Regions from separate parts of the Homo sapiens genome. Here region 1 is linked to region 2. A link is an interaction called in ENCODE POLR2A ChIA-PET data of the cell type or tissue named here. Cell type or tissue: PC-3. All regions are shown on one strand.

Region 1 (8,000 bases), 1.4 Mb before region 2:
TAATTTTCTTATAGAAGCCACTTGACTCTTGGGAGCAAATGAAGCAATTGGGAACTTTGAGAATGATGAGGGTTGCCATGTGTTTAAGTCTGCGCTTTGGAATAAAACCACATTATCTCTTCCTCTGCTTTGTGAATCTGAGTCTATACTGAAATCTCCTTGGGGGATTGAATTCTGACTTAGATTATATTTAAGTTTAGTTTTGGAGAAGTTGGGTTACATATTGCCTCCTAAAAGCATGAATGTAACTTCTAAAGTTTCTCTCTGACTCAGAAATGAGAGCTAAAGTTATTTTTAGAGATTACAGTTAAATGGAGACAGTGATCTGTTGGTCTGATCCCTCTTTTTATGACATTACTCCTGAAATGTTGCATATTTTCATGCTTAGAAATACCCTCTAACTTTGTCACGTACTCTGAGGTTTGTATTGTACCTATCCTTTGCTCCGTAAATCATGTAATGGCTGCTGTCCAAAAGCAATAAGGTCTGACCTGATGTCTGATCCATGGAATGAATGTCACATGGTTCATCTTAGGTCAGTGAAAGGCTGGAGGGGGTTGTTCTTGAGACGTCAGCACTTTGGGCATGAGGCCATGGGAATCCTTACTCCACAGGAAGGTAGCTAGAGTGTCCGGATAACACTGAGGCTACCTGTTCCTTCACACTTTAGACTTTCTCCAGCAACCAGACTATAAACCAGGGCAGTTTTCACCTGAAAGTCAGGGTGATTATGCACGTGGAGATTCAGTTCATCAAGCACAGGTCTGCAACACTGCCCACATCATTCACCTACAAAGAGTGCTGGGATAGGGCTGACTGACCAACCATCTCGAACCGCAAATAAGGCAACTCTATTGTTTGAAATTCATCCTTGGGCCCCTGACTTTTAACATAAAGCAGAGAACTTTGAGAAACAGATTGTGCCTGCAGCCCATTATGCTGATAATATTGGAAGAATTGGCAGCAGATTGTTTTCCAATCAAAGTCAATGTCCAAGGCCAAGGCTAGAGGGGTGTGAGTGAAAGTGAATGCAACAGGCTTGATTAAAGAAGCTTAGAAAATCAGGAACAGCAGACTAGAATAGATGTGTGGCGGTGGGTGGGCAGGGGTAGGGGCTTTTGAAAAATGGACAATAGTAAATTTTATATTCTTTTTCATTCCCTTTTACCTCCCCTTCCTACTCTTCCCCTCCCGCTTCCCCTTCTCCTCTCAGGTGACAGAGGCAGCAAGTTGACTCCATTATCTATTTTTCTTTCCCCTCCATTGTTACAGAACTCACATTTTAGCTGGGCACACGGGTTTCTCCTTTCCCCAGTACATTTCTCCCTCTCCTTTGTAGTTGGACGGAGATAGGTGGGTAAACTGTGGAATATGAACAGCCATGGCGAGGGTACCTTCTGGCTAGTGCTTTTAAGGGGAAGGGACCCTCTTCCTTTCCTTCTGTCTGGTTGAAATGAGGAGGTGATAATGAACAACTCTTAGACTTTATAGATTAAGAGAAAGACCCTAAGGATGGCAGAACCACAAAGTATTAGAAGATCTAATAGAAGAAAAGCGCTAATAGAAGAAATAGAAGAATCCTGAGTCCTTGACACCATGATACCTCTGTATAAGCCCAGGACCAAATACAACCAGACTTTTATGTGAAACAGAAATAAACTCTTTTTGTGTATACCATTACTGTATTGGATCTCTTTGTGAGTAGCTGTTCCAGTGTTCTACCACGTCACTCTCCTGCTTGGCTCCCCTCACTCCCTCATCACCCTACTTCTTTATCCTTTCTTTACACTTTCTGTAGGACTGACTGAAGAGTAGACCAGTGCCACTCACACTTGAGTTTGGATTATATCAGTAGGATGGACCTTCTTAAAATGCACATGGCCAGGCCCTGCCTCTGGAGGTTCTGGTTTAGGATATTGTGGGTAGGGTGCCAGAATCTGCATTTCTGGCAAGACTCTCAGGTGAGTTGGATAAAGGTGGTCCAGGGGCTAAGATTCTGAGAAACATGGAGGTAGGGTCTGTGGATTCATCTGCTATGAAGTAGATGCTCAAAAAAGCACTGGTGAGAATTGGTTGCAGTAACTCAGTAATATCTGCCAAAGCTGCACACTGAGTCCACATGATACTTAAACAACTGCTCCATTGACTCAGCTGCCTTGCAAGCCTGAGATAATATAATGGTTTAAGCAACACTTAAACAACCACCACCACCACCAAATCAAGTGTTTGGTACAATGTAGAAAAAAACAACTGGTTGACCCAAATGTTCCATACTAATCGGTTGCTTTTGTATGATAGTTATATAACTTGAAAGTGTGGAGTTTCGCTGTTGGTAGTTTGTTTTCGAGGGGTATAATTTGTTGGATAGTCACATGCTTCCTGAGGTTTTAAAACTATTCCTTTTGAATGGGAATAATCATGAAATTCAGTGAATGGCATTGCTTAATTAAGATAATCCACAAACAGTTGAAGTATTCTTATGTGTTAAGCTTTGTGGTAGGCACAAGGACTATAAAGATGAACAGGCTGGATAAAGAAAATGTGGCACATATACACCATGGAGTACTATGCAGCCATAAAAAAAGAATTAGTTCATGTCCTTTCAGGGACATGGATGAAGTTGGAAGCCATTATTCTCAGCAAACTAACATGGTAACAGAAAACCAAACACTGCATGTTCTCACTTATAAGTGGGAGTTGAACAATGAGAACACATGTTCACAGGGAGGGGAACATCACATACCGGGCCTGTTGGGAGTAGGGGGCAAGGGGAGGGAGAGCATTAGGACGAATACCTAATGCCTGCAGGCTTTAAAACCTAGACGATGGGTTGATGAGTGCAGCAAACCACCATGGCACATGTATACCTACGTAACAAACCTGCACGTTCTGCACATGTATCCCAGAACTTAAAGTGAAAAGAAAAAAAAAAAAAATGAACAGAACACAGTTCTGCCCTTGAGCTTCACATGTCAGCTTGCAGGAGGCAGACAAAGAGTCCTAGTACTACCAACCCTGGAAGGTGTGTTCAATAGTGACAGCCACAGGAAGCAGGGGGAAAAGAGGGTGACCTGACTCAGCCTGGGGATGTCAGAGGTGGCTCCCCAAAGGAGGAAGTCACTGAGCTGGGCAGAGGTTGGGCTGGCCAAGAAGGTGGTCTGTTGATAGAAAGGGAGAGAAGACGGTGTATGCCAAGGCATGGGAAGTAGTGTTGTATGGGAAGAGCTCTGAGTGCCTACCTGGGGCAGTGCGAAAAAAGGATGGTGGATGAGAGGCCTCAGTTCATGAAAGGTGCAGAATTTATTCATGAGGAGTACAGAATTTATCCTGAGACAGCACTGGGGGATTTTAATAAGAGAAACAAAATCATCAGCTGTCAATTACAGTCCATCATGGCAGAAGTGCCAAGGGTGGATTGCAAGGGAATGAGACTGGAGACAGAGATACCAGGTAAACCAGGCTGAGAGCATCAATTATGATTGCAACTGTGGAAGAATAAGAGGAATGTGGGATTTAAGTGGGAGAGGCCAGGCTTGGTGGCTGGGATATGGAGAGAAGAGGAAGGAGTCTGAGATTACGTATGATTTCTGTCTTAGGCACTAGTTGAGGGGCTGTGCGAGTCATTGAAAAGGCAAGTAACAGAGGATGTAGAGGTTTGGGTTGAGGGCAGGGATAGGGGAAAAGTCAATGAATTTTGATTTACAAGTGTCAAATTTGAGAGGCCTGTAGTTTATCCAGAAGGCAATTTGGCTGTGATTTTGAATCACAGGAAGGAGGTTTTTGTTTCAGGACATAGTTTTGGGAGTCATAAACATGTGGATGATAGCTGAACACATGGACGTGAAGGACTCCCCAGGAAGAATTTGTAATGAAAATCAAGACGAAGTCCAAAGAAGGAACTCCAAGCAAATTAAACAAGCAACTGCCCCAAGCTAATGAAGCTTTGACCCAGAGACTTGCCCAACCCAAAATCTGCAACATACTCACCTCTGTGAGGCCATCCTAATCATACTCCCCAGGAAGAAGTCACCACGCCCTCTTTACTGTTTCTGAATCACTGCTTCATAGGACCAGTGCAATAGACATCTTGCCCCAACATGAACTGCACATCTGTCTGTCACTTTGCAGGCTAGGTGGTGAGTGCGTGTATTACTTACCCTGTGTCTCTAACATAGATCTCTGTATCAGAACTGGGGCATCTACATGATAACTGTTCACTAATTGAAATAATGATTCCATTTCTATTTATTTTCAGTGCTGACCTTGCAACTGAGCAGTTTTAATGTTCATTGTTTTGAAATTTTTAACACAAAATTTCCTTTTTCTGAATTAATAATAACCCTCAATGACATGTTGGGAAACACGTTTTTCCTGTTCCTACTCTTCCTGCCTGTCCGTCTAAGTTTGTATCATTCTGGGCTTATATCTTAAGCCTTACAAGTCTTAATATCTTGTAAAAAATTATTTGCTGATCTTTACTCACAAACTTGGTATCTCAGTTCCAATCGAATTTATGGCTTTGGAGGTTCCTTTTCTTTTACTTGTGACTATTGATGACATTGCCTTAGAATCAATGTTATGTGAAAGAACAACATTCAATTTTATGAAAATATGTTTTTTAAAAAAATTCAGTTGTTTGTTATTAAAAATGGCAAAAGAAAACAAAAGAATTGATTTCGAGGTCACATGAAAACCCTCTGTTTAATCTGTGGTTTAGCTTGGATTTTGAAGCTGATTTTATTTCCATTATGAATTGTTGGCAGTATTTAGTATTTGGTTTAGCATATTTTTTACACTTAGGTATTTATTTATGCTTCCTAAAAGAGGGATTTACCAGTTAATATTTAAAAAAACTGAATGATAAATGAATAATCTTTTTATTCATTTGGAGCACATATTAAAGTTATATACTAAAAAAAACCTCATTACAAAGAGTTTAAATATCAGGATTGTGAACATTCCTCTATTTTCAGAATGTAATCATTTGCAACTTACTGTCTTTTGAAGGCAGGAAAAGGTATTCTATTTTGTGAATATATGTTTTTTGAGATATTCTGAAACTAATGTAGCATATCAATTAAATTACATTTTTAATTTGTCTGGATAAGGAAAATTGGAGGCTTTAGTTCATTGGTCTTTAGTTCATTGGTCTCACATGGTTTCTTGGGGTGGTTCATATACTGTCTGCTATTATGTGAAGTGGGTTTTCAAATACTCAGGTGGCTTTTTCAAATACAGCATAGATCCACAGAATCAGAATTTCTGGGAGAGTGAGGCCAGGTATCTACCCTCTAGTACCCCAGGTGATCCTTTTGCTCACACAGGCTATGAACCACTGCTTAGTACAGTGGTCCCAGGGACTGAGTGAGGACTCCATGCTGAGGCCACAGGACTGTCTTCAGGGAGCTGAGGCAGACGTTTGCAACACAACCCAGTACAAGGACAAGAGTAATAATCCTTTTCTTTGCAGCAGTGGATCCTAGAACCATAGAACAGAGGTAGAATCACTGTATGGCAGCTGTGTAGGCTTTAGTTTTAAACTTGTAACTATACTTTATGTCTGCACTTGTCATTATTTGTTTAATGCTCTATGACCATCTAGACTCCAAGCTCCTGGAGGACAGGATCTGAGTTCTTTGTTTACAGCCTCATGATAGAGCCTGGTTCACAGCAAATACTCAGTGTGCCCTTATTTACTGATAGGAAAGCTATCTAGTTAGTCTGAGGCAAGAATCATAGAAGAGCTGCACACCTCCTTGTCCTCATTCACACACAGGCATACACCCCTTGCACACATCTTGGAATGCTTCTTCAAGACGAGTTCGCAAGGACAATGGTGACAGTTCTTGTCTATAGATATTTATGTCAGAATGACTTTATGGGGGCTTTTCTCATTGCTGCACGATGAACTTCACTCTGAGCAGAGCCGAGAGAAAAAACAACGTGGCATGAGTTTGAATGAACGCAGTTCTTGTCCCTGGATGGAGTGGTTGTGGGTATAGCTATTCTGTTTCAAGTGTGACCCCAGAAAGGGGTGAGTTTACTGTAAATCAGGGTGGTTTCCTCTGAAAGACTGTTCGTGAAGCTCATGTCCACCTGGATGGGGGCTCTTCTGTTCTTGATTCCCCCAGTACTTTGCACCTTCCTTAGGTAGTTACCAGTCTACTGTCTTTTTTGTTTGTCTTACCCACCTTATCAAATTATCAGTTATTTGAGAGCAAAATCTTTCCCAAGGTTACATCATTATGGCTAGATCTGGGACACTAGTTTTGCAGCTGCACATCTTTCTTTGCACCAGATTGTAACCTGACATGTGCTACAAAGAAAAGAAGGAGCATGCATTCCTATCAAATTTCTTTCCAGGACAACTTGGCATTGAATCTGACTGCTTAAAATTAAAATTTTATTGATTCTTTATTTTATTAAATAAATGTATTTTGAAGTTGCTTTAGCTGGAGGGAAAAGAGTTTTCTGTGCAATTTTACTGGCCATCTATTGCTTATTTGTTGAAGTTCAAAAGAAATATTTGTTTATACTAAACCAGATGGACAAAAGGAATAATAAAAAAAGGAAAAAAACAAAAGTTTCACTTGTATTAAGACAAACAAAAGGAAAACTATTTGCTTAGCATTTGACGTGGTTACTGTGATGGGCCATGGGATGCCTAGATATTCAGTTAACATTATTCTGAGTGTTTCTGTGAGGGTGTTTTTGGATGAGAGTAACACTTAAATTGGTATACTGAGTAAAGCAAATGGCTCTCTCTAATGTGAGTGGGACACATCCAATTAGTCAAAAGCCTGAGTAGAAGAAAAGGCTGAACCTCCCCCAAGTAAGAAAGAATTTCTTTTGCCTACTGTCCTTCAAGCTGGAACATGGGCTTTTTCCTGCCTTCAGACTTGAAGTGAAATGTTGGTTCTTCCTGGGTCTTCAGCCTACCAACCTTTGGACTGGAATTTACACCACCTGCCCACCTGGTTCTCATGCCTTTGGACCCAGAATGGAACTGCACCATTGGGTCTCTTGGGTCTCCAGCTTCCCAACTCACCCTACAGTTCCTGGGACTTGTCAGTCTGTATAATTATGTGAGCCAAGTCCTTATACTAAATCTCTTTCTCTCTATACCTCTATTGGTTCTGTTTCTCTGGAGATCCATGAGTAATACAGCTACACTATAGCTTTTCCTCTCTCTTGGTTTTTTTAACACTATAATTTCCATGGTGTTTGGAAAAGTAGAATGCTTGAGGCCCTATTTAGCTCATGGTTTGTGCCTCAGCCACTTTTTATTTGTCAGACTCTGCACAGAGGACAGGAATGTGATATAACTTATACACCTTGCCATCAACCCAGCCCAGTGCAAATCAGAGCCCCGTGTCTTGGAACATTGTACAAGCTATGCCATCTTCCTTGGGATGCATTGTCAACCCAGGATGTCATATCGTAGACCTTCCCTCAAGACATACACAAGACAGAGCAGGGCAGAGGAGGGACAGGGAGCTGGCAACAGATGCTCTTGTCACTGAGCACTTACAGCTACATCACAGACTGTCTGTCCATTGTGGTGTCTGATGACTGAAGAGTCACCTTCTGAGAACCCTTCATTAGGTCCAGGATGGGCAGTTACTATAGCCCTCTCTAGTCTTGGAGAGCCATCATGCTCCACTTTTAAGGCAGTAATCCCCTTCAGTGATTATTATCTTGATAGTCCTAAAAAGATAATTGGCTTTAAAAAGATGTGTCTTCATTACCAGCCTGGAATATGACCATGCACATTTATACTTACACAGAATCTTACACAAAGCATGGAAAAAATTACATTTCTCGCTATCTTAAAAATATTGACTGAATTAGTAAAATGGAGAAGTTTTCTTAGTTGCAAGAAAAGAAAATAATCCTTTCAGCTTAAAATGGGCAAGAATTTACTAAGTTTGGGAAACTAAAAATAATTTCTGGCTAGTCTTATTCCTGTCCTCTGTATTTAGAGGAATTTACTCCTGATA
Region 2 (8,000 bases):
AAAGCCCCAAAGTGCCAGCCCAGGGAGGGGAGGGGCAGCTTTCTGTTTAGTCTGGCAGTGACCAAACGGGCCTGCAAGAATCAGGAAGCTGCCTGGTATGGATTTCAAGGCCCCTGAGTCCTCATGTTTATCTTTAGGCTCATTTCCAGGAGCTCAGCAATGTGTCCATTTCAAAATAATAATTACAATCGCCTGTCTTCTGTATGACGCAGACTTCGGAATCCATGTCAAAGTACAGTAGAACAAAACACCCTAGCGAAAGCAATTTCACCTGATGACTCTAGCGCACAAAGGGTGGAATTTATCATCATTATCAGAAAGCATGTAAGTCCCAAACACCTCAGTTAGAACAGGATGTGAACACGTTACAGTTGAAGGAGATAATTATGGAAATGCCAGAGCAGAATATTTTACAAAATTGGATGTTTCAGCTGGATCTGGTCATCAGACAATGGAAGGACCAGCATTCAGATATTTGATTACCTCCTGATGCTGAGGACTAGTTGAATATATTTGGTTCCGGAAATGTCCCAATGAAGCAAGAGAAAAATGGGAGAAAAGGCTGTGGCTGAGGCCAAGCCGTTCTCACAGCTGCAGAAATGAAAGACAAGTCCCAGAGCACCCTCCACCCCACCCCCCAGGCCCCACGTGGCTTTGAGAGACTGCATGAAGCAGAATTTAACAACAGCCTGTGCCAGGCTTGGTGGCTCACGCCTGTAATCTCAGGACTTTGGGAGGCCGAGGTGGGTGGATCACTTGAGGTCAGGAGTTCAAGACCAGCCTGGCCAACATGGTGAAACCCTATCTGTACTAAAAATACAAAAATTAGCTGGGCATGGTGGTATGTTCCTGTAGTCCTAGCTACTTGGGAGGCTGAGGCAGGAGAATCGCTTGAACCCAGAAGGCGGAGGTTGCAGTGAACCAAGATGGCACCATTGCACTCTAGCCTGGGCAACAAAGCGAGACTCTGTCTCAAAAAAAAAATGAAAACAAACAAACAAACAAAAACACAACAGCCTGGCCAGTGAGCATAAGGCATTTGCAAAACCCCCAGGAAGACCCCTTTTGTTGGCCCATCCTACCCCTAAGGCACACCATCTCTGTCTCACTAACAATGAAAAACACCAAAGCAACCTTTCTGACCACTGGCACTGGGCACCCAGGCCCCGGGGCACCCGGTCACTTAGCTATCTGCTTTCCTGTGTCCTTATGAACAAACACCAACCTCCCAGCTTCACACTGACATTTCTGGCAGAATCAGCCTTATTATTCCACCTGAACCAACAAGAAACAAAGCCAGTCAAGACATTTGCCTATTGGCATTGCAAAGTTTTGAATGCCATCAGTCATGTGGAAAATGTTGAGCCGAGCCTGGCAGAGTCACCCAAGGCCTTCATGCAAACAACAAAAGGCTGCTGGGCACTTTGGAGCCCACGTGGAGGAGGAACCACTCATCACAAAGCCAGGCACCGGCCTCCCCTGATGGCCCTAATGAGGACCAGGTGACCATGATGAATGCGACCATGCTGTGTTTGTCAAGTCTGAGATTACTGCAAAGCCTGGAATGAATGAGTCTACAAACAAGCACATCTATCTGCCCAGAAGCTGGAAAGAATAGGATGTGGAGAAGGCGGGGGCTGGGGTGGGAGGTGTCATCAATTACTTGTGGTTCTCGGAGAGCCAAGGAATATGCTTGGAAGGACAACTTCTGAGTGCCTGGAGAAGTCTTTGGTCAGCACCCCCGGTCTTCTGGATAATATCAGAGTCTTTCAGATCATCCAAGCCAGGCCAGATGGAGGCAATATTGTGCAGTGGGCAAACTTGTCTCTGCCTTTCTCTGTCCTTCTCCTAACTCTTGCCCATCTTCCTTCTGGTCTGTCTCACACACACACAACCCCACACACAAACGCACATACACACATGCACCAACAAGAACAGTTTAGGGTCTTCCCTTCTCTCCTGCCAAACCCTGTTCCTAGGAAATGATCTGATCACAGGTCAAATGTTAATATATTTCTATTATAATGGGAGTAAATGCCATCAGATAAAGGGTTGGAATTTTCACTGTGAAAACTAAAGAATGAGCTAGGAGCAGGAGGCAAGAATCACGCTGTGTCCAACAATGCTTTGGAGGAGGGTGCTGGGAGAGTCGCTCAGCTCTACCCCTAACTTGTTGGGGGTGCCTTGGGCATTGGGCTCCTTGTCTTGGCCTCAGTTTCCTCACTGGCATAAGGAGGGGCATGACTTAGGTGACTGCAGTGTTCCTCCGTTGGTACATAAAGAGTGAAATTTATCTAAGAATTCTCAGAATGCATTTTGGTCTCAAACACCTCAGTAAGAATAGGATGTGGACCAGGTGCAGTGGCTCATACCTGTAATCCTACCACTTTGGGAGGCTGAGGAGGGAGGATTGCTTGAGGCCAGGAGTTCGAGACCAGCCCAGACAATATAGCAAGACCCCACCTCTACAAAAAATTTAAAAATTAGCTGGGCATTGTGGTGTGTGCCTGTAGTCTCAGCTACTTGGGAGGCTGAGGCTGGAGGATCGCATGAACCTAGGAGTTTGAGGCTACGGTGAGCTATGTATGATTGTACCACTGCACTCCAGCCTGGGTGACAGAGCAAGACCCTGTCTCAGGAAAAAAAAAAAAAAAAAAAAGGATGTGAAGACGTTATAGCTGAAAGAGACAATTAGGGAAATGACTAGACCATAATCTTTGCAAAATTGGGTGTTCAGAGAATGCACCTTCCTGTTTCTTGACCAGTCCATGGGCAGCAGGGCAGCAGAAGCTTCCTATGAGCTCCTGAGAAGTAACTGGGCACGTTCTTGGAGATGTGGAGATTCCATAGCTAGCCTGCTTCTCAGGCCCCAAGCGATATTGCTTTCCAGAGAGGCCAGCCTTGGAGATAGGATGGGCCCTAGGGGACAGGCCATTGTTTAAAAACAGTTGCATTCATGGTGCCCTTGGGAGCATTTTGGGGTCATATAGGCGGTTTGGTAGTATAGATGCTGGGGGTTCTCCATGTCCCTAGGGAAGCCACGGGAAAAATAGACTTCCCTGCCCAAATTCCTCAAGCATCCATTCGAGTCCTAACCCCTCCACGAGACATGCCCAGTCTCCTTAGCTCAGGTGCTCCCTGCTTTCTTCTTCTAGAGCTTTTTGCTGTGCCTGGCTCAGGTTTACCTCAGTGTACTCCCCTGCGGGGGCAACATTCACACTGCAGTTTAGATAACTAACCTGGATGAAGGATGCCCCCTGCCACAGTGGGAGCCAGTGGCCCTGCCTTCTTTAAGTTGTCCCCAAGCAATAGTGCACGTATCACAGGGCTCGACACTGCAGACAGTTTCGTTTTGCTCATGGTCTTACTCCTGTCCCCAGCAGCGCCTCAGTCCTGTCACAGCAGGAGGCTCAGCTCCCTCGCCTGCAGCTTCTCTCTTTGAGCCTCGCACACCCTGTTGACTTGACCAGACTAGAAGTCTGGGCCACAAATGACCATTCCTTGTTATTCATAAGCTTTGTGGGTTTTTTTTTTTTTTTTTTTTTCATATGAGAGGCATTTGGGTGTCTGGGAAAGAGTTTTTAAAACAACTTTTTATAGCTAATGAAGAATTTTTAAATATCACTTAGAACAAAAGGCCTCTTTGAAGCCCAGTCCCCAGAACATTGTCACAATGGACTCCCTGTTTACTGGCTACAAATTGTTTACTTTGCTACAAATTGAATGCAGAGAGAGGGCTTTGGGGGCGTAGGGCTGCATAGATCTCAGCCTCGAAAAGAATTCAAGGAACCTCAGGCCCATTCCACATGCTCCACCTCAACTATGCGCTAAGGAATGGTGTTGTGTTTGGCATGGTTCCCCATCAGCTCCGATCTGGCCCTGGTGCACAGTGGGCGCGAACGGGTCTCTCATTATAACTCTGGAGTTTAGGTTCTAGGCTGAAGGAAATTAACTGAACCATTCAATACTTTTGACCTATAGGGAAGACTGATTAGTTAGTATGGGATGGAAGGAAGGGGTGCAGGAAGGAGAGAGACATGCTCTGTCCTCCTGGCCTCATGTGGGTGCTCTTACCTTTAAACCTCCCCTGCCCCAGGCCTGGCTTCTGAGAGGGGATCTAATGAGACTTAATGACCGCCTTAGTCCCATTTTTCTCCTTAGTTCATCCTACTTGCTGTCTGAAAGGGACTGAATTGTATCCCTGAACCCCACCCCTCCCAATTTATATGTTGAAGCTCTAACCCCAAGTAACTCAGCATGTGACTATATTTAGAGAAAAGGCCTTTAAAGATGTGATTAAGTTAAAATGAGGTCTTTAGGGTAGGCCCTAATCCAATCTGACTGGTGTCCTTATAAGAGGAAAATTGGACACACAGAGACACACCTGGGATACACACAGACGGCCACCTACCAGCCAAGGTGAGAGGCCTCAGGGGAAACCAGTCCTCCTTTCAACAGGTGACCCTGGACTTCTAGCCTCCAAGACTATTAGGCAATCAGTGCCTGATCAGTGCCTGTTGTTGAAGCCACTCGGTCTGTGATACTTTGTTATGGCAGCCGGAGCAGACCAAGACACTGCGTAAGATCAGAGATTCTGACTCTCTCCGAGCTTTAGTTTCCTGGTCTATAAAATAGGAATATCATCTGTAATTCACAGGCTCTTGTAACGGTTAAGTGTGACAGGGCACATGGCACAGGATCTGTGCACAGAGCAGGTACAGGCTAAATAATTATGATGATTAAAATTGTCGTTACTGCTATTAGAGACCAAGGATGTTCATACATTACTTACAGATCTGTACCAAATGCCATCCCTAAAGTCTCTCCATTGATTCAATGAATAAGTACCAAAGAATTTAGTGTTTTGGATAGCCCTGGAGATTCTACACTCTCTCTGGGCCACTGTGTCACACAACTCTGGAGGGCACTCTCAGAGGTGTGTTGCCCCTAAACCAATTCCCTCTTCATGACTTTACATCCTCACCAATTTTAAAGCATGATTGCTCTCAATTGGTCATTGTCAGCTTCCAATGGCCGGCCACTCCGCTCCTCATCTGCAAGGCCCTCGTCTCCTTGGCAAAACTTCTTGAACCACCACTGCTCTGTACATTCCTTGGCAGTTCCTGGGCCAAAAGCATTGCTGATGTTTCCAGTTTTCTCCACTGCTTTATGACCCGTTTTGAACTCAAATAAGAAAATCACTCAAATTTGCTTTTTGTCTAACATCATTTCCATAGTCTAAAATAAACATAAACAGCAAGTAACGTCATTAGCAAAAAAAAAAGTGAGAAATGCCCATTAAAATGATGTATAACATAATTACATTTATTTAAGAATATGTTCCAATGTTAAACAGCAAGTTCCAATAATGCAAAAACGGCAATTCCTTTTGCAGTCACCTAATAGCTTCCAAGAAGCAGAAGAAAGAAGCAGTGATCCAGGTTGATTGCCCCGGTCCAGTCCTGGCCCCCACACTTATTCTCTATGTGGTTTTGGGCAACTTACTGAACCTTTCTGTGCCTCGGATGCCGCATCTACAAAATGGAGATGATAATGGTACCTTCCTGCTACAGAGCTTCTGAGGATGAAGTGGGATCTTGTAAGCACAGAACAAGCATTGCCATCATTGTTTGCACTCATGTGGTCCCAAGGAAATATCCTTTCTCTTAGAGGTAACATTTTAGTATGAGGCTCTTAAAAGTGGAAATCACTAGTTTAAGAGCCAAAGAAGTATATCTCTAACAGTGGAATCACAGGCACTGTGGAAGGCCAAGGGTCCTTCCTTGCGTCCTCCAAATCATATCCCCCAGGCAGCTGCCCACATGTGCTGGCCACACTGAGGAGCCCAAGGAACAGCCTCATGAGCTGGTTTTCGCAAAGTGGCCAGTCACCTCTCACCAACACTGAACTCAAGGTTTTAATTCATTAGATATGCAGTGGGGGTTCCTATGCTGTTTAAATCAGCTCAGTGAAAGACTTACCTTTGCAATGGAGACCATCATCTCAGAAATGCAACAAAAGAGAGGCTGGGTCCCTGGCCTCAGGCCTACAGAATGAGAGGGGAATTGCGTGGTGGGAGAATGAACAGCTCTGGGGGTTTTGCCGTGCACAGTTGGAGCTGTTACCAGCCCAGATCACGACGCCTTGTTTATTGATTTCACAGGCTCACAGACCATAATATGATGAATATCACTTTTCCACTGGGGCGAAAGTCACACAGCCAAAGAAGCGAGGCCATCATCCAGAAAACAGAAATGTTTTTGTCTGAGTGTGCCATTGGAGACACTGAAAAACAAGCTCTTCAGGTAATTACCGAACTTCAGCAAAGTGAGGCTCTTGGGTGAATTATCTGCATAATTGCCTTCGCTCTCCAGTTAGTCCATGAAGACGTGATCTCGGCAAATCACCCACTCACCTAAGCCAGTACATTTGAAGTTGGGCAACAATAGTAATGATGATGCCGATTTAAGAAACGAAGAACCAGGCTCTGCTGAGCAGCAGAGGCTGCCGCAACTGCTTGATGTTTACGGACTTGTATTTAAGGACAATTCCTTTGGCAGTGGGTTTGATGAATGTTTTTTATGCTATGTCTACAATAATGCTGGAAGTTGTAATTCTCACCTTGAGGATTGTCTTGTTCCCCCAGCCAAGCTTGTCATCTTAGATGCCTTTCCATGGTCTCCTGTACCCTCACTCCTGGGGGTGTCCGCAGCAGGCCTGTTCCTGAGGCAAGCCTTCTGGGCTGTTTTGACCAAACTGGACGCCATCTTGTAAAATCGGCACGCTTGCATGGAGACACCCTTCCTGTCCCTGCCCTCTGCTGGCCAGTCAGAGTTAAACTCCTTGGGCGTCCAGAGCACTCGAGCACCTCTCTGCCTCTCCTAAACCCCTCACCACCATCAGGATCCCAATAGGAAACATGTGGCATGGCAAAACGAGATCACTCAATGATGGAATAATTACAAAAATAGGAGGGAGTGTAGCGAAGCCTCCTGGGGTGGTGCAGGATACCAGGGTTAGTAGTGTTGGCGCTGTTATGAATCCATACAGAAGAGACAAGGAATGTGAAATACCCAAACATGGTATGGGAGGGTCACGCACAGCAGGCCACCTTGAGAGGAGCAGTGAGGGACACAGCTGGCCTAAACCACTTTGCGGGAAGGGACCAGCCCTTGACACCTCCTGCCTGCCTCTGATCTCACGTTGGGCACCCCACTAGCTGAACCCAACCAGAAGGCAGAGTCTCCATGATCCCATACATGCACCTACACAGGGCAGGCTCCCAGGGCAGAGAACAGGGGCACCAAGCAGATGTAGGAGGGTAGAGAGAAGATATGCGGCAAGCATAGAAATCAAAATTCAACTGTGAAAAGGATCCCAGCTGAGAAGTTCAGAGTTAAATTTCCTTGGATGTTGTAGCCAGTACACCCTACATCCTAAGAAGAGCCAATTGATATAAAACCTAGAGCTTGCTTCCTTGACTAGGCTGAGATCATGCTTTTACTTTGGGTCTGATAAATTATCATAACCCTAGTGATACAGTTTGGATTTGTGTTCCCACCCAAATCTCATGTCAAATTGTAATCCCTGATATTGGAGGAGGGGCCTGGTGGGAGGTGATGGGATCATGGGAGTGGAGTTCCCCCTTGCTGTTCTTGTGATAATGAGTGAGTTCTCACAAGATCTGGTTGTTTAAAAGTGTGTGGCACCACCCCCTTTGCCCTCTTCCTCCTGCGCCAGCCATGTAAGATGTGCCTGCTTCCCCTTCACCTTCTACCATGATTGTAAGTATCCTGAGGCCTCCCAGCCATGCTTCCTGTACAGCCTGCAGAAATGTGAGCCAATTAAACGTCTTTTCTTTATAAATTACCCAGTCTTAGGTAGTTCTTTATGACAATGCAAGAACAGACTAATACACCTAGGAAGGTATAGAAATTTTTGTCTTATATAGTCACTGCAAGTTCAGGATGAGAAAAGCATAAAAATTAGTAAAAATATAA

What was found. ChIA-PET counts read pairs that join two places held together with the same protein. Peaks named below come from ENCODE experiments on the same cell type or tissue, not always from the same donor. Only the 100,000 strongest peaks of a DNase experiment are listed, where the experiment ranks them.
Region 1: POLR2A ChIA-PET joins it to region 2 with 14 read pairs; 2 of 35 experiments call an interaction of 5 or more read pairs at or near these places.

What each region holds. Positions count from the first base shown.
Region 1 is chr21:35,772,373-35,780,372 of GRCh38, reverse strand. No RefSeq gene overlaps it. Among named protein-coding and RNA genes, the nearest start is that of MIR802, 56 kb to the right of the region's middle. In PC-3, no CTCF peak of the experiment used is centred here; DNase peaks (open chromatin) are centred at 492 and 4,032; H3K27ac peaks cover 3,322 bases.
Region 2 is chr21:34,329,048-34,337,047 of GRCh38, reverse strand. No RefSeq gene overlaps it. Among named protein-coding and RNA genes, the nearest start is that of KCNE2, 31 kb to the left of the region's middle. RefSeq lists an enhancer at 1-2,471. In PC-3, a CTCF peak has its summit at 6,823 (motif pointing left); no DNase peak of the experiment used is centred here; H3K27me3 peaks cover 697 bases.